4 separate regions of the Mus musculus genome follow, and regions 1, 2 and 3 are each linked to region 4. Evidence: chromatin loops called from intact Hi-C (ENCODE). Cell type or tissue: gastrocnemius. All regions are shown on one strand. Region 1 has its middle 74 kb from the start of Upp2. Region 2 has its middle 55 kb from the start of Upp2. Region 3 overlaps Acvr1 (activin A receptor, type 1). Region 4 has its middle 19 kb from the start of Gm46743.

Evidence for each region. Peaks named below come from ENCODE experiments on the same cell type or tissue, not always from the same donor. Only the 100,000 strongest peaks of a DNase experiment are listed, where the experiment ranks them.
Region 1: it touches region 4 in a loop (8-fold over the local background); 17 of 42 quality-filtered maps call a loop at or near these places.
Region 2: it touches region 4 in a loop (5-fold over the local background); 29 of 42 quality-filtered maps call a loop at or near these places.
Region 3: a loop joins it to region 4, with 3 times the contacts of the local background. A loop is called at or near these places in 5 of 42 quality-filtered maps.

The regions. Positions count from the first base shown.
Region 1 is chr2:58,676,810-58,684,809 of GRCm38, reverse strand. It overlaps a transcript of Upp2 not described here. Among named protein-coding and RNA genes, the nearest start is that of Upp2, 74 kb to the left of the region's middle. In gastrocnemius, a CTCF peak has its summit at 3,821 (motif pointing left); a DNase peak (open chromatin) is centred at 3,818.
Region 2 is chr2:58,696,089-58,704,088 of GRCm38, reverse strand. It overlaps a transcript of Upp2 not described here. Among named protein-coding and RNA genes, the nearest start is that of Upp2, 55 kb to the left of the region's middle. In gastrocnemius, a CTCF peak has its summit at 3,976 (motif pointing left); a DNase peak (open chromatin) is centred at 3,967; H3K4me3 peaks cover 537 bases; H3K27ac peaks cover 1,369 bases.
Region 3 is chr2:58,474,147-58,482,146 of GRCm38, reverse strand. It overlaps Acvr1 (activin A receptor, type 1), which reads left to right. Exons shown (of 12, transcript NM_007394.3): 5 at 2,219-2,482; 6 at 4,331-4,542; 7 at 7,875-7,974. Among named protein-coding and RNA genes, the nearest start is that of Acvr1, 89 kb to the left of the region's middle. In gastrocnemius, a CTCF peak has its summit at 4,983 (motif pointing left); DNase peaks (open chromatin) are centred at 2,444 and 4,982; H3K27ac peaks cover 384 bases.
Region 4 is chr2:59,435,810-59,443,809 of GRCm38, reverse strand. No RefSeq gene overlaps it. Among named protein-coding and RNA genes, the nearest start is that of Gm46743, 19 kb to the right of the region's middle. In gastrocnemius, CTCF peaks have their summits at 3,180 (motif pointing left) and 5,220 (motif pointing right); DNase peaks (open chromatin) are centred at 3,155, 5,237, 5,659 and 5,931; H3K4me3 peaks cover 1,630 bases; H3K27ac peaks cover 3,643 bases.

The DNA.
Region 1 (8,000 bases), 760 kb after region 4:
AATAACTTGATGGGAAATATTTGTCCTTTTGTTCCTTCTTGCAGATGAAGATCTGTTGTGGGTAGTTTTAAAAGCTACTGCCTTTGTCAGTGATTGTTAGAGCTATTAGCCCCCCCCCCTCCCTTTTGTTTCTACCTTTGCTGGGGGTGGGAGGGTGGTCATGCTACCAGCTCCCACCTGGCTTCCCTAAATCCACGATAAAAGACACACACAGCTTGTTACTTTACAATTTGCCTTCTCTGCACAATTTTTGGATGCAGATATCTCCTGCCTGGAAAAGTGTGACCTTACTAATTTATTATCTCCATTTCTCCACCTGCCCTAAACTTAGTGGCTGGTCCCACCTAGCCCCTGCCAAACACCCTTGGCCACCTGCCTGTAGCGGAGGTCACCACCCCAGCTTTCCCTGAGAGAGATCTCACATGGTTGCTGAGTTCTTTTTGCTCCAAAGCATGGCAGAAAGCTCCTCTGTCCATCCTCATGTCTTCCTCCCCCTCTCCCTGCCCCAGGACCCTGAAGTCCCACCTGTACTTTACATCCAGCAATTGCCCCCCCCCCCGGCCTTCTTTACTGACAAACCAAGAACCAATTGGGGAACAAGACCTTTGCATAAGAACCTCCCCTTACAAGGACCCAATGCTCATATTCTCTGGAGGACACAGAATTCAGTCACTGAAACTAGGCCTTTCCTGGACAACTAAACACACTGATATACACAGCTTGAACTTCTGAGTCTCAAAAAATAGAAGAACCAAATTCCTCCTCTTTGTAAATGACCAGCCTTCAGTATTTTATTGTAGTAACATAGATGGACTAAAATTCCTGAATATGAATGACTCCCCATCAATAGATACAAAGGAAAGTTTGGATCAACTTAGCAATATAAGCTGTAAGAAGTGTGGAAAGTATATGCTCATAATATTTAATTTATTAATTGATATTTAAATAATGCATTACATAACAATGTTTTCTAGAATAATTTTGTTTTTTTCTCTAAACACTAAGTAGGCTTGGCTGGCCTCAGACTCCCAGATCTGCCTGCCTTTGCCTTATGAATGCCCTAATGTGCCTCCATACCCAGAATGCGTTTGTTTGACTCTTAATGTCACTGTCTCTTTATCACAGTGGCTATGCTATGAGCACAATATGTCAGAAACATAGAAAGACATGTTTGTGTCTGTCCATGATGTCACAATTTATTGAATAATAATAAATTCACACAGCTTAAAGGTTTCAATGACTAATTTGTCATAAGTGCTGGCACTGTGTCAGAGGTAAATACATGTTCTTTATTCCAATCTAAATTACTAATATTAACTTTCATATTACAGAGAACATACACATATAACACACACACATGCATGTGCATACGCACGTATGTATGTATCTATGTATGTATATGCATATGTATGGTTTTGAGAATGAATATAAGTTAAAGAGGTCACTGCAGGGTTCAATCAGTTTCAAGATACTGAGGCAGAAAAGTACCAAAAGAGACCTGCTGGTAGACCTGTTAGTAGAGATACTGGAGTCAGGTTTGAGAGCCAAGCTGCAAAATTTGTCTACAAGGTGAAAGGCCAAACCCAGTCTAGAGCAGGAGATGGTGGGTCAAGTCCAAGTCCAGATGCATGACAGGGCAGATACCAAGCAGCTGAGTAAGCTATGTCAACAGGAGGGGACTGAGCTGAACCAGGCAATCAAGTTGATACATCCTGTTGGGATAGGGCCCTGCCATGGCAGTATTAGGTGTCTGTCACCTTCTGGGATCTAGGAGAGGGAGTCACATCTGTCCCCATTTTGGTGTGTCTATTAAATTCTCAGGTCTGGTTTTCCTAATAAAATTCTAAAATGCCCATGTGCCTGTAGGGCTTCATGTCTGCCTCGCTGCTGCTGGGGTGCCAGAGTACATCCAGCAAGTCTCTCAAGGGAGGCAAAACACAGTCCGTTGAAGGTGAGCCTGAGAGATGGTTCAGTGGTAGAGAGCACTGGCTGCCTTTCTGGAGGACTTGGGTTTCATTCCCAGCACCCACGTGGGGGCTCACACCAGTTACAATGGATCCCGTGACCACTATGGATAGTGCATACCCATAGCACACATATATACATCAGGCGCAACACCCACACACAGAAAATAAAGAAATATTAAAATCAAACAACCAAGATTCTGAAAATGACATTACCAGTCCACACAGCTTCTGCTTCAAAGGAAACATGACTGTAAAATAATTCACTGCTGCTCTAAAGTCTAAATACAAGAAAATTAATTGTGTTTGATCTTAGAATGGCAAACTTAGTTTAAATTAAGTATGCAATCTAATGTTACTAAACATTAGTTATTAGTTGTTTTAGGCTTGGACTCCTTTAAGGCAGCATCTCCTCAGATGTCTCCTGACAGGATTTCTGGCTACAGAAAAGGGAGTTTCCTGGGGGTAGGGGGTGGGGGTGGAGATGAGAATACACATTCATGCAAAGAAATGAAAATAACCATAACTGTAGTGGTTTGAATAAGAATGACCACCCCCCCCCCCATATACTCATGTATTTGAATGCTTGTCCGATAGGGAGTGGCACTATTAGAAGGTGTGGTCTTGTTGAAGGAAGTGTGTCACTGTGGAGGTGGACTTTGAGGTCTCAGATGCTTAAGCCCAGGCTCAGTGACACGCAGCACACTACCTTCAGATCAAGATATAGAGCTTTCAGCTCCTTCTCCAGTCCCATGTCTGCCTGCTGAGCTGGGAAGGGTGATTCAGCAGATTCAAGCCAGTGAGACACATTCACGAAGACAAGGCTTCTGCCTCGTGTGTGTGTGTGTGTGTGTGTGAGAGAGAGAGAGAGAGAGAGAGAGAGAGAGAGAGAGAGAGAGAGAGAGAGAGAGATGGTTTTAATTAAGAAGTCATTCAATCATCAATCAACCTCTTGCTTTTCGGTGACCCCGATGTATTTTACATTAAGCATGCTCAGCAGTGACAGGGCAGCTGGGAGGAGGCGAAGCCTCTGTGTGTCCTATGAAGCTCCCATCCCTGGTGCTGTGGATACAGCAATGGACAACTGTTTGCTCATGGACTTCCCACTGAGTCCCTGCTCCTCACCATCTCCACCAATCATGTAACATCACAGAGAAGGTCCTCACAGGCTAGGGCCTAGAGACATAGCCTGCTGCATAAGGAGCCCCAGCCTTGTTTGGTGCAAGGTGATTCATCACATTAGCATCCTAACAGTGCCTCGTTCCCATCTCCCAGGGGAAGGAAGACATTAGAGTCCTAGCATGTCAGGGGTTTGGGCCCTGAACAGTTGCCCCCTGGACCCTGGAAGAGTCCGAGCTGAAGAAGTCATTCTCAAAGCCCACTCAGAGATGCCCTGAGGACCCTCTGGTCACTGAGAGCTTCGTCCCCTCTTTTTCTTCTTCACTTCCTAGCCCTGACTACAGGCCAAAAGAAAAGGAAGTTTTACCAAATGTTACTGCTTTATGGTTTAACGACCAGACTGCACCTGCTGGTCCTCCAAAAAAGTCAAACTTGAGGGATGCTTTTAAGAAGCTTTCTTTGAGTGACATCTTTCATCTTACAGAGACCTTTTTTCAATTTTTTTTTTTTTTATCTTTTCTCTGAATCTGCCGTGGATGTCCTACTAGATCTCTCCATCTAGACGATGACATTTGATGGAAATTTAAGTTTGAAGCTCCTCCCAGTCGATAATTTTCTTTCCCATCCTTTTAAAATTAATACATACCTTTAAAAGTAATGACATTTATATTGAGGAGCTAAACTGATGGTTAGCTGCATGGCTCTTCAATTTTATGCAGAAGGCTGCCACCTCGTGGCTGCTGTGAAAACTGCTACTAAGACAACCCTTCCCACCTATTGGATTTGGGACTCCAGCCTATTAAATTAATAAATTCCAATAACATCTTATTTTGCAAATGTATTTTATATCCCCTCTTCCCCGTCCATAGGTAAACGTATATAAATTTCCTCGAGTTTCAGAAAAGAGACCCTATTCCATGTGGGCCTGGTAGTTAGTCACAACTAAGAGCTCAGATGACTTTTCCTCATTCCTATAATTTCCCCCTATATTTTAAAACATAAACTCCACAGATTGGCTCTATCAGAATTCCTGGGGGAAGATACTAAAGTTGGAGATTTCTATGATTCTCTCCAAGACATGAGAAATGGACTCCCTGAAGAGAGGCCCTAAGGTTGGCATTTTAAACAACCTCTCAGGTGATTAACCACTCACGTTAGCATTCCGACAGTGCTGTGTTCCTGTCTACCAGAGGAAGACCTTAGAGTCCTAACATTGAAGTTCAGTGGGTTGGACAGTGAGCAGTTGCCCCCTGGACCCTGGAAAGGAGAGGGTCCGAACTGGAGAAAGCATTCTCAAAGGCTACTGCAAACCCAGACATTTGCTGCTTCAACAAGGGGACACCATGACAGACCATGGTGACCCACCGCCTCTGGCCTAACCCTCTAAACAATAAGTCATCCTCTACCAAGAGAATGGCCACCAGTGAGGGACATCTTGTCTTACACAGGAAGCAGAAGGCAAGCAGAGCCAGAAGAACAGGCAACTCCCTCTTCCCATCCAGGCCACCTCCCACCTCCTATCCGATTATGGGATGGGGGCAGGGCAGCTTCCAGCCTGCCTCCCTGCTGACCTGCTCTGTGAGTTTGCCCGGTACATCTTCCGGAAGGGGCCGAATGCGGGTGTGCTCAGAACGTCAGCGAAACTCGGTGATTCGCATTTAGCTTTTCCCCAGGTCTAAAGTTCTGTCATTTCAATGTGAGCTTTAGCTAGAGAAAAGGTCGTGACCTCACAAATCCTGTGTTCTAAACTTTGCGGTTTGTCAGTAATTCTTGGATGTCACAATAAGAAATGGGATCCTTTGCCATATTTGGGCGAAATAAAACCCCTTAGGTTGAAGGGCCTCCATTCCCCCATAGTCCCTCGACCTCTCCCCACCATCTCCATCCAACTTCACTGTTCTCCAAAGACTCTAGCTCACTGGTTATCACAGACTCCGCCCCTATCCTAAGCAGGCCCTGGCTTCTAGACCTTTTCCTATTCAAGTACCCATTCTGAATAGTACCTAGGTGGTTATGAGAGAGGGTCTAGACTGAGTCTTTACCCAGAACATTCTTCTTGCTCCGCTGATCCAAAGTGTGGCTCCTCTGTGATTCCATCAGGTCTTAACAAGCGACATTGGTATTATCTTGTTTTGTCTGTGTGGCCTTAGATACAACACCTGTGTCTGCCACCTAATGAATATTTAGGACATGGCTCCTTGACTGAATGACACTGGCATGAGCAATGAAATAACCTGACTTTTCCAGACCAGGACTTTAGTAAAAGCAAGTACCATGTCATAAAACACTTGTATATAAAGCTGTAATACAAAATATATTTCAGTTATGCACATACACACACACATACACACACACACACACACACACACACACACACACACACACACACACCATGCACACACTCACACACAGTTCTTTACCCTACATAGTAAGCTAGCCATTTTGAAGTCACTCATCTAAGAAAAGCTATCCCTGGATACTTCACTGATTCCATTCAAAGCATTAACTATCATTATGGTATGGCTTCCATTTATTATTGGAATGTGGAGAACAGACCATTTGTCAGCAGATAGCGTGGCGTTTTCTTGAGATCAGTATGTTTTCTAGTTATTTGAAATGCTAACTGTTGGAGCTTGTCTGCTTTAATTATGTTTAAAACAGGCAAACCTCCTTCACAGAAATTTAGAACTTAGGAAATGTTTACTCACGGTGGTCCTTGACTGTATGGTCATCCTTTCTTTTTTCTTTTATTCACTTTACATCCTGATCACTGCCCCTCCCACAATCCTTCTCCCATTCCCATCCCCTCCTCCCCTTCTCCTCTGAGTGAGTGCTGCCCACCCTGGGCATGCCCCCACCCTGGCACATCAAATCTCTTTGGGGTTAGGCACTTCCTCTCCCACTGAGTCCAGGCAAGGCAGCCCAGCTAGAAGGACATATCCCAGGTACAGGCAACAGCTTTTGGGATAGCCTCCTGCTCCAGTTGTTCAGGACCCACATCAAGACCAAGCTGCCCATCTGTTACACAATTGGGGGGGGGACCAGCCCAATACCTACATCCTTTTACATCTTTCCTTCTCTCTCTAAGAGGCTGAAGAAGCCATTGTGTAAGAGTTAGAGAGAAACGTATGATGAAAGCAAACTGAAATGCTGGAATTTCTAAAGTCAAAACTTAACAAATGTATTAAAACTTCTCTGTGGAAATCACAGGCACAGTGGGAAGATAATCCTTCAACACAAAAAGAAAGACACCAGGACTCCAAGCACAGAGGACACGTGGGACAGAGTGTCTTTTTTGTCCTTTGTCTTTCTCCTCCTCTGCTCGAATGAGAGCCAGGCATTAGACTCCCTGGCTTAGCCATGGCAGTAGTCCCAGTCTGTCTGTCTGCCTGTCTCCTCTTTGACAAGGATCCTCTGCGGTGTGTAATCCTGGATTCCAATGTTAGACCTGCAGTCAAATCCAGCCAACAGCTACTCAGAATGGATCAGTATTTACCATAAATGATGTTGATACTTAAAAATTAGGAAACTTATTCTTACACGCGTTCTCACGACCGGCCAGGAAGAACACAACAAACCAGAATCTTCTGCGGCAAAACTTTATTGTTTACATCTTCAGGAGCAAGAGTGCAAGAGCTTTATTGCTTACATCTTTAGGAGCCAGAGCGCCAGAGCGCCAGAGCGCCAGAGCGCAGAGCAAGAGCTCTATTGTTTACATCTTTATGAGCAAGAGAGCAAGCCCCAAGCCCCCTGCTTACATCTTTAGGAGCCAGAGCGCCAGCGCGCCAGAGCGCCAGAGTGCAGAGCAAGAGCTCTATTGTTTACATCTTTAGGAGCAAGAGAGCAAACCCCCAAAGCCCCAAGCCCAAAAAACGAAAGCGAAACCCCGTCCCTCTTAAGGGGAGTTATCCTTCGCCTAGGACGTATCACTCCCTGATTGGCTGCAGCCCGTGGCCGAGTTGTAGTCACGGGGAAGGCAGAGTACATGGGGTGGAGAACTACCTTTGGCACATGCGCAGATTATTTGTTTACCACTTAGAACACAGCTGTCAGCGCCATCTTGTAACGGCGAATGTGGGGGCAGCTTCCCACAGTTCCCCCTTTTCTATTAATAAGAGCAATAGGCCACCCATATTAATGAGAGTGGAGATAGAGGTCAAATCCCCAGTGTGCAGGTAAAGGAGCCATACACATAACCTCCTTCCAGGCTCATCACCTAGAGGGGTCCTGGTCTGGTCCCGTGTTGTTTTTCCTGGAGGAAGGACACTTGGACACTCAACCTTCTTGAAAGATGACATGTCTCCCTAGAATAGGCTCATATATGCCGCAGAGCCCTTCTACTGCAGTGCTTAGCCGTGCAACTCTCTCGGGCTGCTGAAGCACACTCACTCTATCCCGTGCAATGAGACTAGCCTCGTGGTGTGCAAGAGCTGAGTGGCCAGCGACCTATTGCTTAAGCATAGATAACCATAAATCAGGGGAAGCACCATGTTCTAGTCCTGCAAGCGCCTGGGCAATAACCACCTTGTCTCTCCTAGTTTGGGCCTTAAGCTTACAAACCAACCAGAGAAGCAACACTAATCCACAGCAAAGTGTATCTCCAAATAATATCAATCCCACCCATTCTTTAAAGAAGGAAAATGCTGAGGAGATCCAATTGGGTAATCCTTTGGTTAGGGACAGGTCCAAGCACGTGGAGTTGACCTGAAGTCTCAATTCCCGAGGGATCTGTTCAAATTCAGCCGTCCAATTCTGTAACATATACTGAGAAAGACTTTTTGACAAATTAGCTGCCCTAGTAAATTTCTCATACTGAATGGAAGTAACACACAATCCCGGAAACTTTTGTTCACATCCCAGCTGAGCTATTTGCCATAATACATCTAGTTGTACCTGGACAAGATCTATGAGTTGATT
Region 2 (8,000 bases), 740 kb after region 4:
ATGAGAAAAGGCTGGAATTGCCGCACTGGTCCCAGGCTGACTGACCTTGGACTGACCTCAGACCAGCATCTCTCAAAGTTTTAAAGGTGCCATAATTACACTGGAATCTGGCTTAGAACTTTAAGTTCTCATGCATGGATTTGTAGTGGGATCTGAGAGTCAACCTTTCCTAAAAGACAGGAGCAGGCATCCGAACTGTTAGTCCGTGCGCTCGGAATAGCAAGAGTCTCAGCCTGTGCCTCGCTTGGTTTGCCAAGTCTTCTACTCAGTTTTCAAGAAGAGCCATTACAGTTCCAGTCAGGAGGGAGTTTGGAAACGTCTTGCCATTTGAATAGCAAGCCCTAGCTGTGTGACCTCTGGGGGAAGGAAGTTCCTTTCAAAACTGGTTCTGAGGACCAAATGAAATCATGTTTACATTGGGTGCTGTATTCATCATTTGCTCCATCAACACTAAGTACAATCGTCTGGCTTCCTATTTTCCTTTTACAAGTATGAAGTCACTATGAGGTGAAGAATCCAACTCAGTGTGGCACAGTTTGGCTACAGCCCATGCTCAACCAGAAACCTGATCTCCTGAGAACCTGTAGGCCACTTAGTTCCTTACATCAGAGCCCATTACCAACTGGGAAGCTGACCCCGGCAACCGCCCAGCCTCCACCCCTGACCTAGCCTCTGAAACTCACAGGACACCGGTAGCGTACACCGTCCACCCAAATATTTTTGCTACAGTTGGTTCTGACAGGTCAAGCCTTCTTCCACTAATTATGAAGATTGCCCAGATAATTGATATAATTGGAGACACAGAGTATCTGAGTGAAACCAGCCAGAATGGATTAGATCTCCCCGGTACAGCATGAGATTCTTGCAGTTCTCAAGGGAAAAACATTTCCTCCCCCTGTGGAAAATTGTGGATAGCCCAGTGGAACCTTTGATTTGGTTCATGAATAACACTAGGAATGATGACCTAGTCCCTAAGGACAAAACTCCAGTCAAAATGTTGGACATACACAGCCATCCCTCCTTTTCTGTCATATTTTATAGAAACCCTCAATAGAGTTTTTAATGTCCACATTTGACTGTGATGTCTTTTGAGAAGTCAAAAAGCAGATCAAATTTAAAAAAAAAAATGCTTTCCCGAGGTGCTTTGCAAACGGGCATTAGCCACAGGCTGTTCCAGCTCAAGGGTGAAAGAGAAGAGCCAAGCCCCTTCCCTTCTCTGCAGAATGAAATGACTTCTTTCTACAGCAGGCTGAGATATGAATAACTGAACTGGAAAAAAATATTAGTTGCCTGTCTACTGCTACTGCATAACACAAAATATATATCCTTCCAACATCTGCCCTGTGAAAACCTACACAAACACTAGCCATGGCTGGCAGAGCATCTCTGCGTTGGTACAGATGGTCCTTACTGGTACAATCAGAGTGGGGCTGTCCATATAGCCCGTTAAATTGCTAGCATTAGTATGCACTCATTCTAAAGACACAATCCCCTCATCCTTTTAGTACAAGTGGGATATTTCTTACGTTTCTGCACATACTGTAGCCATTTTGACAATCTGGCGGGTAAAAGGGCCCAGGAAGTGGAGCTGACTAAGAACAGCACATAAAGCTGGTGGGGTTGATGTAAATGAGAAGTTCTATATTCTGGACAGCTTCAAAGTTGGGAGTCTAAAGATAAGACGGGTCTGTAGACTGGAGGTGGAACACAAAGTATTTTCCTCTTAAGTGGCTGTTGAACTGAGGCAGAGAAGGGTCAAAGCAAGAGCATGTTTATCCATGTGTGGGTGTGTCCTCCGATGCTTTGGCTTCATGTGGACCTTTCAGCCCTGTGAACTTGCAGTCCCAAATCACAGCCAATAACACCTAAGATGTTACTGGAACATGATCTCGGTGCACTCAACATGTGTTGGGATCAGGTATTCTCTTGTCCTTTGTTATATATTCAGTTATATCCCCCAATTCTTCATCCAGAATATGACCTTGTTTGGAAACAGAGCCACCACATGGTAGCTACCCATCATATGGGTGGTCAACAGCCAACACACAGTCATACTGAAGTATGATGTTCTCTGCTTCTAATACGATGGAAATCCTTATTGAAATGATGGGTATATTAAGAGTGATGCACAAACACAGAAACCACCACTTAAAAACAGGGGTAGAGTCTGAAATAATAAAACCATAAGCCAAGGGATTGCTGGTTATCACAGGAGCTAGGAGAGAAATGAGGAACCATGCTCGCTTGAGAGGAACCTACTTTCTGACTGTCTGGACTCCTCATTTTGATAACGGTGAGGGCACAAACTTCCGGGTTTGGATGCTACCCTGTCTGTGGTAATTTTTTTTTTTACAATATCCCTAGAGATACTATATCTGCTTTATAAGGACCAACACATTTCTATTCTTTATGTCAGTTTGAAGCTTTCAGATATAAGAATGTATACAGAATGCAAGAAAATAAATGAGCTTGAAAATGGAAAATATTTTCAGCCTCATGTAGACTTTAGACAGAGCCAATATTTTGCTGGAAATGTGCCACCGTTTTTAAAGAACATACAGAAGACCTTGGGGTCTCCTTGACTGCCTATCTGGTACCTGTCAAGCATCAAGCAAAAAAATGAGAAATTCTGCCTGCACCCCCTTAAACTATTCACTATTCTTTCATTCATTCAATGAATATTTATCTTCTGCCCAGGGACAGGACACTGGCATGTTGAGGACTTAAAAATAACTGGCCTTATCTTCCTTTTCCCTTCCACAAGCATTTATATTCACAGTATCAGTGTCAAAAATCTATAGTTGATTGATTTTGAAGTTGTGTGTTTCTCTGTGCCTTCCCTACACCCGCTTATGAACAGAAAAGCTGGGAACACTTCTGCTCAGCCTTTACATATAATAGTACCTTGGCAATAGTTTATGTTGGAACATAGCTTTTACCTGCATGATATATTTCAACAACTGCTTTTAGTGTCAAATAAGAACACCTTGAGGTACACCGATCTCATTCCTGGAGTGCTAAATGGTGGGGTTGAAATTTTTGGCATATATCATCAGTAGATGGATCAGTTATACTACTCTGGTTATAAGACACCCATAATACCCCTACTTTTGCCCAGGTAGCCTCTAATGGGCCAGCCAGATCATAGTCTGGGCCCACTGATGTCTGAAGGATGACCTTATGAGCTTATGAACTGGGGAAGAGTCCTTTGATTGGAACCAGCACAACAGAGAAGGCTTGGATGCTGGTCAACAACTAAAAACCAGACCGACATCAAGGTCTTGACCTCCCTAAACACAGGTCTTTAGTTTTATTATATCTCTATGTGCTGCCTCTGTAAATAGCAGTCTTCTGATAAATGTTGATCAGACAGAGATATCACTAGGCAAACAGCCTTTCTCCATATCTTCCCATCACGTGTTCCTGATCACCCACCGATACAGGGCCAGAAATGCGGGGGCGGGGGAGGGAGTGCTGTGAAAGCCCTGGTGACCCCAGGCTTCCAGTGTGCACAATGTTAACTGGTGCAGGACTGCCTCTGTGCAGAATGGAGTTTCCCAGGAGGAACAGAACGGTGCAGGGCTCTCTCCAGTGACTGCAGTTTGAGATGTCCACTAGGCGGAGAGAAAAATCCTAAAACTGGTTTAAACAAGCTTTTCCTTAGAGAAAGGTCGAACTGGACAGCCCCCTGTGGCACAGGAACATACACAGGCCACCATCAGGTGCCCCCAATTCTCATCCGTCACTGTGAACTTTTCAACTGAGTTTAGAAGCACTAGGCTCGTGATACATCACAGTTATCTCTAGGAAGAAGAGGACTTTCAGTTCAGCTTCCAAATCTCTTCTTTGGGAGCCTTGCCACTCAAGGCTGCTCCAGACTCTCAGGCCCTGAGGTTGTTTACACAACGATGGTTTGGGAAGTATACACAGGCTCTTGCATCCAGGCTTCTTTGAATGTGCTGACCCCTGCTGGACACTTTTCGTCTCTCTTGTAACCAGTTGAGCTGAATGAAGCCAGACTGTCTCTTGAGGTTGATGGAGGGACTGCCTGCCCATCACACAGGCCTCTTCTCCAGGGAGAACAGACTTGCATTCCCGTCCAAGTTCAAAGGCAAAGTCCCTCAATGTGCAGGCATGAGCGCCAGGCAGAGCAGTTCTGTGCTAAAGACTGGAATCGGAGACCTTGCTCAAGCTCCTGCATTGCTATGTATTTTTTTCCTACCTTCACAAAGGCACAATGTGAGTCTAGACTTGAAAAGCATCCATTTCAACATTTTAAGCTTATCCCGGTCGTGGGTCCCCTGGGCCAGGAACTGCTGCATGACAGGGTCTCTGTTGGCTTGGGGCAAATCCTGGAGGAAGGAAGGGCAGCCCTTGTAGTCTCTGCCTTTTCTACTTAAATCACTGGCTACCCTTGGCTGCCTTCTGCCGCTTCTCCTCCTGCTTTGAGGTCAGTGCACTGCTATTAACAGGTTGGGATAAAGCAAGAGATAGAATTGATTGGATCCTGGAGAAACCGAATTTTGAAAGAGAGCCTCGGGGTGAGATTTATGCTAACATCCGGTGAATTCACCCTAGTAGTGTCATTTTAATCCCTTGAACAGGCTCATGAAGAAGCTACTTCAGAAAGGGCGCTTCTACATCCTCTTAGAGGGTACTATATATACAGGGAAGCTGTCTGTTTTTGTATGGAGCAAGTCTACTATTGCTGCCAACTTGACCAAGAAATTAATTGACCATTGTGGGGAACATCTGCCAGACAGCCCATACCCAGATTTCTCTCTTCCTTGCCCTCTTGCTATGTGACCATTGGACTGCTTATTGGAGAAGATCCAGATACTGAATCTATAGTTCAGCATACCTAATGTCTATACCAACCCATCCCACTGGGAGTCACATCGAAGAGCTGTGTCTCATCCCAACTACCTTCCGAACAGAGAGCCTCACTAAGGTCAGGAGAAAGGTGGGTGCTCTGGGGGGAGCAACTGCAGAGGCCAGAACAGACTTGTTCTCACTGTGGCCAAGGATGAGAACAGAAGGCCTAGTTGGAATGGATAGCTATACTCCTCCATACAGGTGAGGCCACCTTCGATGGTGATCACCTTCATTTCAAGTGAGAAAAACCAGTCTCAACCCGCCCCCACCACCACCACCATCCCTGGGTCCTCTTCCCTTCTCCACAGTGCTTCAGGCCCGACTTTATGGAGAGCCCTGAAGTTTAAGTTCTAATCACCAGATGTTGCCTCCCCGTGCTGCCATAAATGACCTCTGGCTTGCTGGAGGCAATTACGCAGCATGTTTCATGGGCTTAGGAATGAGAGGCTGATGCTGGAAAACACCGAAAAGAACGTGCTGTTTCTCTTAGAAGCCTGCTAGGACAGGAGCTTGAAGTGATAAGAAAGGTCAGGAAACCGCTACGTTATATTTACCCCCTGCTCTGACTCGGGGCCTCTCCATGGCTCTTCATAAAGCAATGTGTGGTGTCTGTCCGATATAAAGGGCACTGCTATCAGTAACTCAAAACTGGATGAGAATTTTCTCCACCAACCTAGCCTTCAAGGATTCTCGAATCCTGCCTTCAAGTGGATCCGTAAGCCACTTCTACATAAAGCCCCGTCTCTCCTCGGCATGCGCACCATAGCATAGCCCCATCTGCAGCCCGTGAGTTGCGCAGTCTGTCATGCTTAGCCTCATCCTTGCATGGCTCCTACCATGTTCTGCCTGCTAAGAAAACCTCCCTCCTCCCTCAGGGACTGCTCTCAGTACCTCCCCTGTTCTGTTCTGTGCCATGTAGTTCCTTAAACTGTTGTGCATACACACACACACACACACACACACACACACACACACACATATATATATATGTATATATATATATGTATATATATATATACATATATATACATACATATATATATATATACATATATATATGGGTTTTTTTTAATCCTCTCCTTGAAAGGAAGCATTTTCACCAACCACGGAACTCTAAGTTTAAGGAAGTCAATATGGGGCAAATGATACAGCTTAGTGATGGAGCACTTGCCAGACTGCTCAAGGCTCTCGGCTTGATTCCCCACTACTGTGAAATTTACAGTAAGAACAGAGTCAGGCAGATGGCTCCGCGGGGGAAGGCACCTACCATCAAGCCACACTACCTGAGGTTCATTGCTGGGGCCTACACGGTGGAAGGAGAGAACCTACTCTAACCTCCACACACAACTATCACACTTGGGCACATGTGTGTACACACACACACACACAAATACAAATGAAGACAAAATGATCCAATTTTATGCCTCTTATCTTCCAGGGAAAGGCAGCCAAAGGTCAGTGCGTTGTCAGGTGCCTATTAGTGTCAAAGCCACAGCTGTGTAAGCTGGCAGGGACTCCCAGATGAGCTTCCTGGGTGTCGTTCACTCAGACCTCCCACAAACGTCCCCATGACGTCATCCCCGACAACTCCAGGACTGGATACCTCTGTATTTCGTTTGTTCCTTTCTCTCTTCTCAGCCAAATAAGCAGCTTCTAGCTCTTAAGTTTTAAATTACCATTGCCTTCCCCAAGCCAGCGATGCTGTTCGCCTGTCCCTCTATTTCATAGTTTCCACATGGGCACTTTGTCAGAAGTGCTTACCTGGGCACCATATGGCTTCCACTATCATTCTTAGGAAGTGCTGGAAGAGCCAGGCATGGTGGCACACACCTTTAGCTCCAGCACTTGAGAGACAGAAGCAGAGGCAGGTGGGTCTCTGTGAGTTGGAAGCCACCAGCCTGGTCTATGTAGAGAGTTTCAGAACTGCACACACAATGAACTGCAAGCTTGTGTGCTGGAAGGTGGCACCTTCAGCTGGTGTAGCTGGGATTTGAGCAACGTCTACAAATAAAAGCCACTGTAGATGATCACTCAGGTTTAAAATGGTACCCACCAGGAAGATCATAAGCCAAACTGAAGGACTAAGGGTGTTGAAGCCACCACCTTGAATCAGCACTGCGTGCCTCTGCTGGACCTCCTTTGGAAAGAGCTCACTCAGCCAAGGCACCCCAGCCACCCTGGCTGCCTCCCACATCTCTGGCCTGCTCCTAGGGCCTCATCATCTCTGAGGTTTTTGGTCTATGTCTTAATGGACAAACTAAGAGTACAGAGTCCTCATGGTGAAGAGGAAGGCTACCAAGAAGAGATGTCTCCTCCCTGTACCCCTCCACATGTCTTGAAATGCCTAGCACTGGAGCCCAGTCTCCTTCAATTTCTGAAGCTTTTTCTGTGGCCCAGTGGTTCTCAACCTTCCTAATGCTGTGACCCTTTAGTATACTTCCTCGTGTTGTGTGATTCCCCAACCATAAAATGGTTTTCATTGCTACTTCGTAACTATAACTTTGCTACTGTTATGCATCATAATGTAAATATCCGATATGTAACCTTCACAGGGGTCAAGACCCACAGGTTGAGAAGCTCTGCTGTAGCCGAATGAGCTGATGCCTCTCCCTGACCCTTAGTAGACTTCTAGCTCCCAAATCTATAAACCTATTGTCTACAGCTAAGGCCAGGAGATGGCCTGGTTTCCCTTGTAAGTCTAAGAAAGTGGGATCCCCATCTCTCCAGACTACACCGGCCTTGTGTTTCCTTTTACTTGTGAGTAAAATAACACTTTTCTGTATTATTTATTTCATTATAAGAGTTTACTATTCCTTTATTGATAGAAGACAGTCATCTTTGCAAGGAGACTTAGTAAACTCCTTCAGAAGGCTGGAGGCCTCCTGTAAAGGTTCGGGGCAGTTAGCACACAGGTACTGTTATCCACCTTGGGAGTGGCGGAGTCCCTGAGAGGCCAGCACAGCCTTCTGTCCAGATTGCTGATGTTTATAAAAAATGTTTTAGTACGTACTTTGCCCTGGCTGGTCTATTGTCAATTTGAGACAAGTTAGAGTCATTTGGGAAGAAGAACTCTCAGTTGAGAAAATGCTTCATGAGATTGCCTGTAAGCAAGTCTGTAATGCATT
Region 3 (8,000 bases), 960 kb after region 4:
AGTATATTAGGTATGTTTTTGGAAACGTGTGATTAAAAACCATTTACAGTGAAAGTGTTTGTGTTTTAAATTTGCACCAGTTGCCTTATTTCAGTCTTTAAAATACAGTCATCACATTCTTTTTCAGGTCACACACAAATCAATGTGATGCCTTTAACTTCCTCCACAACTCCCCTCCCCTATCCAGTTCCTTCAAAGAATGGTCACATGTTGGGCAGCATGGTTGACAGGTCTTGGCCCAGCTTCATCCCGTTCAAGAGTGGCAAGCATGTGTAGCTCCCTAGAAATATTACCTTTCAACTCTCTTTTGATAAGTGTAAACTTCTTGCTAGATTGTGTCAAATAAAGATGATCTCTTTGCTCATTAAAGGTTTTTCACTCATTAAACATGTCGGAAAGCTCTGGATTCTGAGGGTTAGGCTGGTGACGTACTTAGCACCGGCAGTGGCTATTTTAGATTTTCTGCTTTCAGGCATGTCTTTGCTCTGGGATGAGCCCCTTGTGGTTTTCAAAAGAACTCACAAGTCAATTATAAACAGAAGGACGTGTCTGTGTGCCTGCGTGTACTTACGCTGTGGGATGTAGCACCCACACGACAGCGGGCAGGGAACTATATTTCCACTTCTTTGAAGAGGGAAGAAGAAAGATTAGCAACAGTTTTCTTTTCTTTTTGAGATAACCCACATCTCTGTACACACCCACATAAATCTGTGTAAGTGAACTTGACATTTTTACTTTAAGGTCTTCTCTTAAAAGCACCACTACCTGATTTCCTTCTCTCCTCTTTCTTTCTCGCTTCCCCTTCCCCTTCCCCTTCCCCTTCCCCTTCCCCTTCCCCTTCCCCTTCCCCTTCCCCTTCCCCTTCCCCTTCCCCTTCCCTTCTTTTCTTTCTTTTTCTCTATCTGTGTCTTTGTGTCTCTATCTTTGTCTCTGTTTGTCTCTCTGTCTCTGTCTCTGTCCTGGCTGTCTGTCTGTCTCTCTCAAAAGACAATTATCTCACTCTCTGTGCCACAGACCTTGGACAAGCTCTGGGGGCTGAATTTCCTTGAGTAGGGCTTTGCTGACCGTGGCCTTGGCTAAGGAACAGCCTTAAGGACTGGCCTCTGTGCACACTCTGTCTTCCCTTCCCTTCCCTGCTGACTAAAAGTGTTGGAAGTAGCAAGTCTGAACCAGTCATCCCGATGAGGGAGGAGGGACGAGATGTGAAAGCGGAACTGCAAATGAGTGTTTTCAGAAGGCAGTTGGGAGGGCGAGGGGGTGATGGTGCAGCCTCTGCTGTGACTCAGCTTCTTGACATCGCCAGGGACTACCTGGTCCCTGGTGCTACCTGCTACCTAATTGTTACATACAGCTTTCTTCCCTTTGTTTGGGCCCTTGGACTGAGTGTTTAAAGCCAGTTTCCCCCCATGTTCTTTACCAGTTGACAATTCCTCTTTTTTTTTTTTTTTTTTTTCTTTTGTTTTTCAAGACAGGGTTTCTCTGTGTAACCTTAGCTGTCCTGGAACTCACTCTGTAGACCAGGCTGGCCTCGAACTCACAGAGATCCGCTGCCTCTGCGTCCCGAGTTCTGGGATTGAAGGCGTGCATCACCTCTCCTGGTTATCAGTAGATGATTCTTAAGAGCTATTTGTTAGAATTTTAACCAGTGCACAAACACAAGTGTTCTCATCACAGGTGGTGGTCTAGTGTCTAGCTGAACATGACAGTAACTCTGGTTTGTAGCTACAAACTCTCGTACAAGTGTGTTCTGAAGCAGTTAAGTTCTGAAACATCATTTGCTTACAAGTACAGAGCTAGCAGGAACTGGTGCTAACTGTTGCCAAGTATTTATTTAGGAGCCCCCCCCCCCCTACACTTTTTGTATAAAATAACTTTGCCAGGCATTATGTTGCCATCAAATATTTAGTTTAGATTCAGGAATTATGGATATGGGAGAGGGACTCCATGTCAGGAGTCTGGGCATCACAATGCCACTCTCTGTGCTAGCATAATCCTCGGGAGGATGGATGGATGCACAACGTAAGGCAGATACATTCATAGACTGAGATGGAGCTATTGTTTGAGTGACAATCTGGAGTGTAGACGCTGGTCAGAGTCGATGGTTCTGTGATTGGGTTTGGGGTGATCTTAGGGAAACCTGTTTGGATTTTTTTTTAACTCTGAAAGGGGCGAAGCTCATAGAACTGAATTGTTTCTCCTCCTCACCTCTCCTTTGCAGATGAGAAGCCCAAGGTCAACCAGAAACTTTACATGTGTGTGTGTGAGGGCCTCTCCTGCGGGAACGAGGACCACTGTGAAGGCCAGCAGTGTTTTTCTTCTCTGAGCATCAACGATGGCTTCCACGTCTACCAGAAGGGCTGCTTTCAGGTTTATGAGCAGGGGAAGATGACGTGTAAGACCCCGCCGTCACCTGGCCAGGCTGTGGAGTGCTGCCAAGGGGACTGGTGTAACAGGAACATCACGGCCCAGCTGCCCACTAAAGGTTCCCATGGCTCCTTCTATTACTAGATCAAGGGGTTTTGTGAGGGTTGCCCCAAGTCTGTGTGGGTTAAGGATCTGCGTAGCCAGAAGCATTCTTCCGACTTGCTGAGCCAGAGCTGCTGGGCCATGGAAGGTCACTCTGGGTGAGGAAGACAAAGGCATGGCCTTTGGGATTGAAAAGGAGAGTGATGTTTTGGGGAAAGTGAGTGATGTGACATGCATCCAGAGGAAGGGTGAAGGGGACGGATTCGCTGACTGCAGGTCATCACAAATGGGTGTATGGGGCATGTGTGTTTCGAGAGAAGTAGGAACACTAGCTTGGTGTCTGTGTGAAGTGCCTTTCCCTTGTTAAGAAGAAGATGAAGGAAGCCTTGCCCACCCTTCCAAATCAGATCCCTAGCCTTCTGAAACAGAAGTCAGATGAGGGTGTGTATGAGCCCTGAAGTTATGCCATTTCCCCTCATGTATTTCTTATGGATTCTGAACCCTTTGGAAGTCGGTCTTCCTCTGAAACTCTTTTTCTCATATGGTGAACTCTCATTGTCTTATCTCACATTACTGTCAATATTAATATAGGCTCACCCCAAGCCAAATTTATTCTTGTAATGTACAGTACCTCTTAATAGGTTTAATTATATGATTTTGTCCTTGTGGAAGAGGGAAAGCACAAATAGGATAAGAGAGGACACACACAGCCTTCATTGCTAGGACTGTCACAAGGCAGGAAGGAGGCAAGAGGCTGGAAACCAAAAGACCAATAGGTCACATGGCAGTTTTGAAGTTACTATGACCCCCTTTGGGTAGATAGAACAGGCTACATTGGGATATAAAAATAGGATCAAACACAAGGGTTTGAAAAAGGATTGGCTATTTGAGTAATTAACTCACAGGTCATTTCCTTATGCTCACTGAGTTAATCCTTTGCTAAAAGAAGGGATGGACAGGAAGAAACATCTGTATTCACACAAAAACCTTGCCAGCAGTGTGAAGATCCTCACGAACACATTATGCTGCACACTACGCAACACCTTTACTTATGTGTTGACTTGGTTGTGTTTGTGTGTGCGAAAGCGCAGGCACACATGGCCCTGCATTTGCACATGTGTGTTGAGCATGTCAGAGGACAACTTGTAGGAATTGGTTCTCTTATTGTGTGGGTTCCAGGGATCAAACTCAGGCTGTCAGGCTTTGCAGCAACTCCTGAGACCCTCTGAGCCCTTTCACTCTCCCAACACCCAGTGTTTTCACAGAAGACATTTCCTGGAAGGAATGTCCTATTTGAGAGGCCACAATATCTGTCACTTATTAAATCACTTTTACGAATAATTATACAGATGGTATGCACTATAGAGCACCGGCCTGATTCTCAGGACTTGGGGAGTTAAAGAAACAATATAAAGGAACCTTTAAGTAGAGAGTGGATGGCTGCAGGGAACTCTGAGACAGGTCAAGCTTAGGGAGGAGATCAGCGCTTTCTCACTGGGATATTACAGTATAGAGGCTGTTCATCAGGGCTCGTTGAAAAGCATCTTTGCATCTGAAGTCCACGTTCATAAGCGTTAACATCAAGGATTATGTGTCTCTTATATTTAAGAAGCTCTTAAGCATTCATGCATTAAAATACAGTTGATTCTTGGTGGAATCCTTTCTAAACCCCAGTTCTATTTAATTGATCACTTAAATGAGTGTCTGGGCCATTGTCTAAATGTTAGGAAGTATTTTAGTTGTGAATTGTTTTGATACGTGAGATGGTTTGGTCGGGATCAGGAGCCATTACCTAAGATATTGGTAAATAACAAAGAAAACTGTGGTCTCCACGCCTACTTACTCTTTTCTTCCCATTCTCCAGGGAAGTCCTTCCCCGGAACACAGAATTTCCACCTGGAAGTTGGCCTTATCATCCTCTCGGTGGTGTTTGCAGTATGTCTTTTAGCTTGCATCCTTGGAGTTGCTCTCAGGAAGTTTAAGAGACGCAATCAAGAGCGCCTGAACCCCAGAGACGTGGAGTATGGTACCATTGAAGGGCTCATCACCACCAATGTGGGAGACAGCACTCTAGCGGTGAGTTTGTGACCCCAGAGGGAGGCCTACGAATAACGAGATGGAGGTGGACACTTTCTTGTTTTGAATGTGCAAAGCCAACAATGACTATGCAGACATGTATGGTGACTAGTCACTGGGCTAAAAGCCAAGGACATCCGTTTCAGACAGGCACTTAAGGGATGGGGCTAGGAGATTTTAGTAGATCCTTGGTGGTGACTTTTCTTTGGAGAATGTGAGGAAAAGGGACAAAGAATAGTTGGTGGACCAGAGATTCAAAGAACTTGACGTGGTGGTCTTCAGTTACTCTATTTGTAACAACAAACATTTTTTTTAAAGGAAGCATCTTTTCATTATTATTAAGAAATCCTTTTCCCTTTAGATTATGTGCATCCGCCATAATTTAGAGACTTGACATCTCCAGAAGTAGCCATTAAGATTTTGATGCTCCAGTACTGCCCCCTTGTGGCGAGTAGTCGGCTGGTTGAACCAGGGTCCTCTAGTACAACTGGGCATAGCACATACAGAGTTTAAAATGCTTGAGTAGCCAGCTTAACAAGTAAATAGGGGGAAAAGCAAACCGTTTATACCTTTTATCATTTCAACATACAATAAAATTGTTGATATATTTGATAAGTTTTCAAAGTCAGTTACCTGGTGCTAGGAACCCCCCCCCCCCCCCCCCGAGTTTACTTCCTCAGCATAGAAGATGCTATTATTTATACATTTGGAAATTTCTTCCTGGCCCGTGAGGCGGCTCCGAGGGTAAAGATGCTCACTGCTGAGCCTAATGACCTAAATTTAATCCCCAGGACTGATAGGGTAGGAGGAGAAAACCAACTCCCACAAGCTGTCCTCTGACTTCCAAATATGTACCGTGGCAAGGCTTTCCCCCTACCCCCAACAAATAAGCAAACAAATATGTGCAATAAAAATTTAAAATTACTCCTGCATTTTAAAGCTATAGCACGATACTGTAAGTGTTCCTTTAGTTACTCTTCTAAACTTTTAGTTAACTCGGGGAAGTAGGTCACTCACCATAAGCAGCCTACTATAGAGTGCAGAAGAATAAAGTAACAGCCTTCTCCATGGATACTACATGGTTTCTCTGCAAAAGACAAAGCTCTGTGGGTGTTAGGTGCGAACAACACAACCAAATCAGCTCTTTCCTTGTCACAATCTAGCTAGTCGCAAGTCAATCAAGTTATCTTTGTAATGTGATTCAGAGCTGTTTAATGCTTTGCTCCCTCCTCATCCCAGATCGTCATGCCCGCAGGCTGGCTTCACTACCTGACAAGTCCGTAAGTGCCTGGGAATTCTGTAGCTAGGCTTCCTCTACAACTGCCTTTTGTTGCTTTTCTGGAAAAGATGTACGCTAAGCAGTGGTCATCTTTGGCTCACATGCTAGACCTGGGCAGCCATAGGTACCCCCTGTAGTCAGGTGTCAGTACGTTAATAATGCTGGATCCAGGCTGGGAACTGTCTTGCCCTGATTCCTGTCCCATCAGGGTTCTGTTTGAATGAAAGAGGAACAAGTTAGCCTGTGTACATCGTTTTGCATACCAATTTGAGTTGTGATGTGGTGGAACTGGGAGAAAGGGTGTACCTTGTTTCCATGAAATGTTTGTCCAGAAGTCTGGTTTAAGGTGTAGGGGAAAGGAGGTGGGGTTTATGAGATTTTTGTAGCAGAAAGACATGACGATGATTCCCGACAGGCAAAGCAAGATGCTAATGTAGATTAGTCAGAACTGTGTTTCTCCGAGCTGCTAGCATGTCTAATTACCAAGGGCAGTAATTGGAATATCTAGTGTAAATTACTGTTTGAATAGCTTTTAGGATTTTGAAATGGGAATGAAAGCCTGCGCCATAACAGTCTTCTCAACACAGCCCAGCCACGCAGCTGACAGAGTGTCACCATATAATGACACAGTAAGGAATAACGAGATGTCCTTATTTGCTTATTTAAACAATATGTTCATTTATGTGAGCTGACAAAGAGTAACCTTGCTGAAGCTCGCCCACGGCTGGGCCTTCAGAACTTGAGGTAGGTAGGTCTTTATTAGTCTTTGCTTGATTGCCTGATGCCCCATCTCCCAAATCTGCACACTTAATTAGAACCAAAACTATGCCTCATGGAAAAGCAACAGCTCAATGTGCAGAGGGTTTTTTTTTTTTTTTTCCCTCAAAAATAATTGAACGAATAGAGTCACCAAGCAGGGCAAGAGGGAATTGTTGGGGAGACACGAAGCCTATTTCATCACATTTTTTTTCTTCTTGATTATCCTTTTGTGACTTTTAGGGGTTCTGAATTTCTTATGTTGAGTGTTTAGCTTTTGGTAATCTTACTGATCCACAGTATCTCACGGTCTTGCTCCACAGAAAGGAGAGAAGATGAAATTCACAGAAATCTATGTGTTGCTTTAATGGGCCAGTTTATGTGTTGGGAAAGGAAGAACTTTGGGCTGGGTTAATCTTTCCACCATCACCATGGCTATAAGGCTGTCTGTGCCTTAGAGATAGTCCAGGCCGGGTCCTGCCGCTGGGCCTTTGCTGAGAGTGTGAAAGAAAACTTCATGAATGAACTAACTGGCAGCCTTTTGCCAGTATGCTCATTTGGGAAATCAATGTGCGACTCTGGTGTTATGTTTTAAGTGAAATATATATATATTTTTTTTCCTGTTTCCTTTCTAATTTGCAGTTCATATGGAAAAATGATAAGTAGGTGTTAATTTAGTGACCTGCTTGTTCATATATTACCTGAAAAAAATGAGAATCTTCATCCACAGAAACACCCACGCACACACCTATAAGTACCAATTTAATGACCCACATATTATTAGAATCTTTTCATTACAGATATTACACTTGGCTCTTCATAGTCCTAATTTGCTTGCTTCCAATTAGACACCTTTAGTTTGTAAGGCAACCGAAGTAGATCACTTGATAGACATTTAGTGGACATAGCAGAATAGATAATAGTAGACAATGCCCAGCTCTTGGTGCTCAAGTATCCCCCACCCCCATTCTTCCTACTGACTCCTCACGCACAGCCCCGTAGCCTTTCTAATGTGCGCGTTAGCTTAGCTCTGTTTCCTTCCTTGCATATTTGATTAGAAAACTCTATAGAGCTTAAGAAAGAATGACTTATCCATCAGGAAAACCTGCTGTAGGTTTCGCTTCTAAGTTTCCCAAGACATATAACTAGTCCTTTCAAAGGAGATTTTCAGGCATTTGAATGGGTCACATGTCCAGAGTTGCTGGAAATCCTGTGGGTTCCCACAGCATGTATTGCAGGACGCTGAAGCGGGCACTGTTGCTCAGTGATTTCTTTTTCTCCTTGTTTTACATCACAGGAACTACTAGATCACTCGTGTACATCAGGAAGTGGCTCCGGTCTTCCTTTCCTGGTACAGAGAACGGTGGCTCGCCAGATAACCCTGTTGGAGTGTGTCGGTAATTCTATGTTTCCCTTCCTTTTG
Region 4 (8,000 bases):
TGCTCAAATGTTAATTCATGTAACCAATAAGTACTAGGCTGAAACTATAGCCACACAAACAAAGCATAGTCCTTGCTCTGGTCTGATGGCAGAGACACCAGTTAAAGACCAGGGCGATGGAGATGGAGAGGACCTGGCGTGCTCAGGGAAACTTTGAGCCCTAAAGCTCTCTCTGTTCCTGCTGGGAGATAAAGTACGATAGTGGGATGACTAAGGATGAGCCTGCAAGGTCACTGGAGCCAGGTGTCAGGATTGGGAGGCCAAATTGAAAGTGACGGGTTTTAGACGGCGTGATGAAACTTGCATCGTACAATTTATTAACGGCAAGGGATTAGAGCAGGAACAGGTGACCCACGGGAGAGGTGCTGAAGAGATCCAGGGTTAGTATAGGGAGAGTAAGGAGCATGTTTAATAATTTAGGGATCCCTAGGGAGAATGGGGGGTCTTGCCTTATGTTTGTTAGGGTAGAATGAATAGACATGGAATATCACTTAGAATGGGGTTGTCTCCCTGCCCCCCTCCCATTACGTGCCAGGTAAGAGCAATTTCTGAAGCTTTTTCCTGTAGATGCTATCTCTATCCTTCCCACATGTGTGCACGCGCGCGTGCGCACACACACACACACACACACAAACAAACAGTGCATCCTTGAGGAAACAGGACTGCCATTAACCTCTTCTTTGTTGGTAATCCACAAGCTTCATCCGCTCAGTAGCCCTTATTTGCCTCCTTCTGTGAAGAGAAAACCTCAGACAATGCATGATGAGCCTTGCCATCCAAGCTGCATGTGTGTACACAGCAGGCAGCTCTCTCCTGCTAACTTGTGTCCTGAAATCTACCCTCACATTCTCCTATCGAGCACTCATCCCACCCTTCCTTAGTCACGTGACATCACCTCTCAGGCTAGCCCCAAGTCTCCGGCCTTGTTGTGAACAGACATAGCCTGGGTTGGCCTCGTGGTTTCCAGTCCTTCTGTCAGACAACAGCAGCCTGAGAGCTCTAGACTGCCCCACAGTCTCTCATGCAAGCTTGGAACGGAGCGGCTCTGAAGCTGGGACCCGCAAAGTCTCGTTACTGAAATCTCTAACAGAAATTTAGCATCACCCTCAGTTGTGAATGTAGGCAAGGGTTGTAGGCTTTGCCAACCAGAGCCCAAAGTTCAAGCTAGAGCCCAGGCCTCTGCTCCAGCTCGGGCTCCCAAAGGTGCCCAGCCCCCTGTGAAGGCCCCGTAGAAAAGGCTTCTACTGCCAATGTGAAGACAGATGAATTGCTGGGACACACCTACCCACACACTATTTGCAGATGACCAGTGTCTTATTCTGTTTTTACAAATAAACTTGAGGCAAGATTAAAAAACAAACAAACAAAACTATATAGGATTTGGGTGGTTCCTCTGTTGGGGAGTTCCTGTCCTTAGTGTAAATGCTTAGAATTGTCTTTTACAGGATACGTCCTTAATGAAAATAAATTCACTATCCATTTGCCATTCTTTGAAAAAAAAAAAAAGATGTTTGCTGCTTTTGTTCACGAGACAGACAAGTATAGGGAATAGCTTAGCAACCTGGGACTCCGCTTGTTTTGGGCCATGCACACATCCTTGTTGGGACTCTGTTGTCCTCTGTTGGGACTCTGCTTGTCTGGACCATACACACATCCTTCTAATAATGCTCTTGGCAGCCTGAGATGCTTACATATAAGTACAATACACACATCTCTCCCTGATCAGCACGCCTAGCAACCTTTTAGCACATAGGAGCCCCACTTGCATCAAACTGTCACCTGCTTTAAACAACAGAAATAAATTACCCCGCATAGAAGCCTCTTGTAATGCCCTATTTCTATTCAAACATGTCCTGGAACATGCCCTGAAACCAAGAGAGACCGTCTGATCTGGCCTGAACTGGTTTTGAGTGCTCCGAGGCCAACTCTGTCCTCAAAGCAAACTCTCTGGGAGAGTCTCCTGCTTCCCACCCTGTGCCTGTGCATAATTGGACATTCGTAGGGCTGCCATCAGATTCATTATGGGAAAGGACATGCATGGTAAGCAGAGACTTACATAACTCAAATTTGTTACTCAAAACAGAACTGCCCAAGCTACGCCACTTTGCAACCTAGCTCCACCTTCTGTCAAACCGCATTAGAAGAATCCCCACATGGTAGTCAGGGCCCTTGAGTGCCCTCACTCAGGTGGCCCACTGTCACTCTGATTTAAACTGTCACTTTGCTTTAAATAAAATTTCCCTGTTAGATCTGTGTTTATGGAAAAAATGCTTTGAATAAGACACCAAGCATCTGGAAATGACCAGCTCAGTCAGTGACTCTGGCCACCAGTCCTCTGTCCCTACATGTCCCATTCCCCTAGAACACCAGATAACTCGGGGCATCTCGCCCCCACCCCCCACTCACACACTGTTGGCTTCCTACTGCTTCTTTATTGTACACCGTGTTTGTTGTCTCAAATGTCTCCCTTCTAGGGTGTTTGTCAAGACCCCAATGTCCTGATCCCAGACACCTGTTGTCTAACTCATCACTCAACAATGTTTATTGAAAAGAAATTTTATTGGGATAAAATTCACATAGCATAAAGTTTATCATTGTAAAGCAAGGAATCCCATGGCTTATACACAATGCTATCATCTCTACCTAGTTCCCAGGATTTCCACATCCCCAAATAAAGCTTATGCTCACTAAACAATTAGTCCCTAGCCAAAGTCATCAGTCTATAGTGCATCTATATAACTTATATATTCTATTTCAGGTGTATTAGATTATACGATAAAAGCTTCGTCTTCATCATCTTTCACTTTGCATGGTATTTTCTAGTTTTACCCATGTATTGTGTATAGTTCAGAGCTACAGTTCTTTTCTGAGTGAGTAATATTCCGACAAGTGTCTATCTTATCATTTGTTTATCTCTTCAACTGGTGACAAGCATTTGTGCTGTTTCCATTTCTTGGCTCTTGTAAATAGTTCTATGATTGTGCATCATTCCAGGCATTTTTTTCCCCTGAGCACCCGTTTTCACTCCTTTTGGATTCTCCATCTACTTTTGTTTTGCTGCTACAGCGGGCCACTCCAAGCTGTGTCGAGTGAGGGCACAGGTGTAGACCCAGCACTGACCTTAGGTACTGTAGTGGGAATGACTAACCAGGAGGGCGCAATGGCTCCCCCTTGTGGTGAGCAGAAACAAGCCCACACGTCCCTACCTTTCCTGGTAGTGCTAATACAACTATTTGTTGAGTTTATAGTGATGAATCAAAGACAAAGAAGATGCCAGGTGGGTAGAAATGCTGAGTTCTCTGATCAAAAGAAGTGATATAGATCTATGTCTTCCTTTTATTGAAGAAACAAGGCAAAGGACTCCAAATTCTCTCTGCTCTGCTTGGAGAAAAAGAAGTAAGACTGATAGAAACGGCATTTGGTATTAACTGAATGGCTCATCATATGAAAAACATAGGACTTCTGCGGAAACTGTGCCTTTGGTGTGCTGTGCTGTAGGCTAGAGAGTGGCTACTTGTACCCTGCAGGGCTGTGTCTCTTCTCCTCTGTTGCCACTTGCTGTAAAACGGAATAAGCACACAGATCCTGATTCCTAACTGCTGGTGCCCCATTCACAACAGATGCCAGGAAGGTTCCGTACCCAGCGCAGTGAAGACAAAGAAAACCTCACCTGGCTCTCAGCATGCTCGCCCATCAGACTGCGCATGCTCTGAAGCTGCAGCCCTGCAATACCATTGAAGAAAAGAAATCTCATCGGCAGGGACTATAACGTTTGTTCCCAGGCACACATGAAAAATACACGGAATAGCTTCACTGTGCTCGTTATTTGGACTTTATTTGGACAACTGGGTCCGATCCTCAGACAAAGAGTTAAGTATTTTTTCAGATGTGTTGGCAGCTTTAGGGCTCTGGTTCTGGCATTAGTTGAAAGGCTGTAGATTAGGTCAGAGAGGAGCATTTGACAGCAGCTTCTGTCAACTCAGGCTATTTCACCATAAGAGAGAGAGAGAGAGAGAGAGAGAGAGAGAGAGAGAGAGAGAGAGAGAGAAGAGAAGAGAAGGATGTAGTCTGTGATGAGGGACCAGGGCGTGAAGCCCAGGTCAGCTGCTCACCTCATTGACCAGGAACATACCAGCTTCCAGTTGTTCATCTGGGCTCTGGCTTTTCTTTTCCTCCTTTGCCTCTGTGGGCAGAAGAAATACAAACAAACCCTTTTTCTGATCTAGTTTCTTATCGAGTCTGCACCCCAGGAATGCCAACAGCTCATTACATTCTTTTAAGATCACAGATCTGTCCTTGGACCCTAAGTTCCTCACGTCCGAGTTGGCATGGGCCATCACCAAGGTTTCTTATGTTTTGTTATTATGTGAGCTGGCATTCGGGCAGGGGTTACTACAAAGTCTGGTTGTTGTTTCTAAACACCATGGTCTAAACATGCGCTCCTCTCAGGTCTTTTATTTCCTGTACAAGCAACCCTTCTCCCTAAGCTGCACCCACAGGCCCCACGAATTGATTTCCACCTTGAGGGTGTCTATAACTTTGGCATAAGTTTGTTTTAAATAGGTCTGACTCAGTTAATGGCCAGGGGCGCTGCCCATCACTTCTATGGGTTCCTAGGCCCCTCCTTGACCCCTAGGCTGCTCCAGGAAGTATTTTTCAGGCCAGGCGTCTCTCCTCGTGTGCTTTAGACTATTTTCAGTCCTGCATCAATGGGGAAACAGCTTCTTCCACCGTCCTGAATAGTCTCACCAAGCAACCCCACCCAACAGTCCTGGGCACTGCAGACTAATCAGGGCGGGCAGCTCACGTTTGGAGAACCTGCAGCCCTCCTCTATCTGCCTTTCTTGTACTTTCTTTCATCCTTTCCCAGTTCTCAGGAAGCAATAAAAACAAACACTTCCTCTGATGTAGTTTCATATCAAATCTTTCCCCACCCACAACAGCCTTCCCTTCCTGGGAGGAGTCCCAGGGCGTAGGTTTTCTCCTGCTCAGTACTCTCTGGGTTTGGAATGCCACCCAAGTGCTAAGTTCAGGGCGACTTTGATCTAACCTGCTAGGGTTTGTGAAAAGCTCGGATGTCTATTTTTACTCTCGTGACCTATATTTGGTTTTTAACGAATGGTGGCTTCCCACCATGACGACTTATTACGGGTTCTCTTTTTGTCACACACTCTTTCTGCCTTCTCCGTCCTGGCTGTTTTCGGGTTGGAACTTCCTGCAGATGACCACTAGAGGGCAGATGATTTCCAGTTTACAAGATACCTTCCACAGCCAGTTTTCTGGAGCTTTGCTGACTACCAGGGCCGGTTTTTTTTTTTTTTTTTTTTTTTTTGTTTATTTGTTTGTTTTCCTTCAGAAGCGAGAGCAAAACACTTGAAGTTCTTTGGGTGCAGCTAAGACGTTTTCTACAGCGTTCATCTATGAAGTCCTGGCTGTGAGCAGCAGACATTCTGGCCAGTAGAGAGAAAACCGTGGTTTCTCTGTGTTCCTACCCAGGGGAAGAAAGCTGTGCCAGAGTGGTGTTCTTTCTAGGTTTGCTAAAAAGCATATACGTGTACCCTGCGTGTATCTACTCGGGTCTCACAGTAAGATGGCAATGCTTCCTGAGGCCTCTCCCACTATACCCAGGCTTCCTGCCAACATAGTACGCTCACGTGGTCAACCTGGATGTGTGCCAAGGCAAAGTTGATGAGCCATGAGGGAGGTAGAGAGATGGAGTGGCATGGGAATATATCTTCGTTGAAGTTCCTTGGAGCACTGTGGGGACTCTGATCTCAGACATGGGGAAGCGTGGGTGCTATTTCCTAGTCAGAAGACACGGGTAGCTATGACGCTGAAGAATTAAGTAGACTAGAAACAAATGGATATAGGCCCATCAGCCCAAGGTCAAAATTAGGAGGCTGACTTTTAAGGTAGCAGGTCGAAAGGTCAACGGGAGGTCAAGGGTACATCTCAGCAGGGGGGTGTTGCCTACACTCTGGGAGGCTCTCAGTTCCATCCCCAACACTGGAAAGAAAGAAAAAATGAAGTCAGTAGGAAGTAGAAAAAGAAACTTCAAAGGAGAACCTTCTGCTATGGATAAAAAGTCTGAACTGAGATGCTAAAGATAGTAAATTGATAGATAGCGCGGCAGTTAAATGTGACTCAGCTCTGGCCTTCCTAATCCTGCGGCCTTGGATAGGAGGCAGGGTCTTCTCTGGGGTCCAGTTTTCTCGGCTCTAATGGTGCAGCTTCCAGGTCCGAGGCTATTGGAAAGATTTCACACGATGACACACATTAAAGGGGGCCGTTTCCCTTTCTTCATTTGCTCATTCAAAAGACATATTTCCTAATGCCTGTATTGGTTAGATATGTGTAACTTCAATATTGGTTAGATATGTGTACCTTCAAGAGACAGAAAACATGATGTAACCAAACAATATTGAAAAGGATATTGACTCTGAGAGAGATATTATCACTATGAGGTAACAACACCACCATGACACAGGTAGGATCGTGAATGTCACCTCTCTCCAGGAGTCGGGGGGGGGGGGGGGCGGTGCTAGGAATGAGTGGTGCGGTCTTGGTGAGGTCACCAGGGACTTAAGCGCTCTCCATACCTTGGCTCTCTCATCCTCATCAGGTTGACGTTTATTCCTACACCCCTGGTACTATGGCCACTTGGGCCACGTGCGTACTCCCAAGTTTCCAGCAACTCTAGACTTTTTATGTCCTAGAGTCGCGGCAGTAGATCTTCAACATGGCCAATATCAGTGCCTTGGAAAGTAAATATCCCTGGGGTAAGAAGTTTCCTGGAAAGCCTCAGGCACGGCTCTGACCTCAGAGGAGCGGGAGGCATAGAGTAGGTGCTATATATTCTAGGGATTTGATACAATTGATGATTCACTGTAAGACATCTGCCCTGTAATCTTTTGGAGTTCTTGATACCAGAGAGAAACCGGGGCTCAGTTAGGTTAACTAAATAAGGGATGGCTTTTGAGCAGGCAATATGAGTGTTTTCCAGGCACTGTAGTTGCTGTGGACACACGGTAGTATACAGGTCCGGAGTGCTGGAGAATGGGAGGTTCTAGACAGGCAAATGCGCATGAACCATATAGCAACATTACATCCTGCAGGCAGAGCTGAAACACAGTAGCTCCTAATCGGAGGTTAGGGCAGACTCACGGGAGAGGTGCTGTTTAGATGAGATCTGACAGATCACTGGGTAGAAACAGCACAGCAGTACAAAGCCTGGTATAACATTCCTGGGTAGCTAAAAGTGGACAATGGGCAACAAGCCTGGAACAGAGTGCTTTGCACGGTCAGTAGGCTCCAGCTATGATGGTTTCAGCAACTGCACTGGAGTCCTATTGGGCCAGCAGCAGGTCTGGTTTCTTTAAGATATGGCAAATAAAGTCAACATTGTAGCTTTTATGTCAACGTGACAGAAGCTGGAGTCATCTGAGAGGAGGGAGCCTCCTTTGAGAAAATGCCTCTATACGTTTAGGCTGTAGGCAAGCCTTTAGGGCATTTTGTTAATTAGTATTGATGTGGAAGGGTCCAGCTCGGTGGTGTTATTCCCTGGGCTGGTGGTCCTAGGTGTTATAAAAAAAAAAAAAAAAGCAGGCTGAGCAAGCCATCGGGAGCAAGCCAGTAAGCAGCATTCCTTCATGGCCCCTGCATCAGCTCCTGCCTCCAGGTTCCTGCCCTGACTTCCTTCAGGCGGTGAACTAAACTATGGAAAATAAACCCCTGCCTCAGCAAACTGATTTTGGTCGTGGCATTGAATCCCAGCCATAGTAACCATAACTAGAAGCGGTGACAGGTAAACAGCATCTCAAAATATGACAAAAATTTCAAATTCTACGAGTCAATGACTGTATTGAAGGCACCGTTTGCATAGCTTCACGTAGGCACTACTGTGACTGCTCATGGTCTGCCAAGGCTGGCCCTGTCATTAGTCTCCTTTTGCTCATGAAGACCCAAAAGTGCATGTGCAAGACTGCTATAGGTTGAACTCT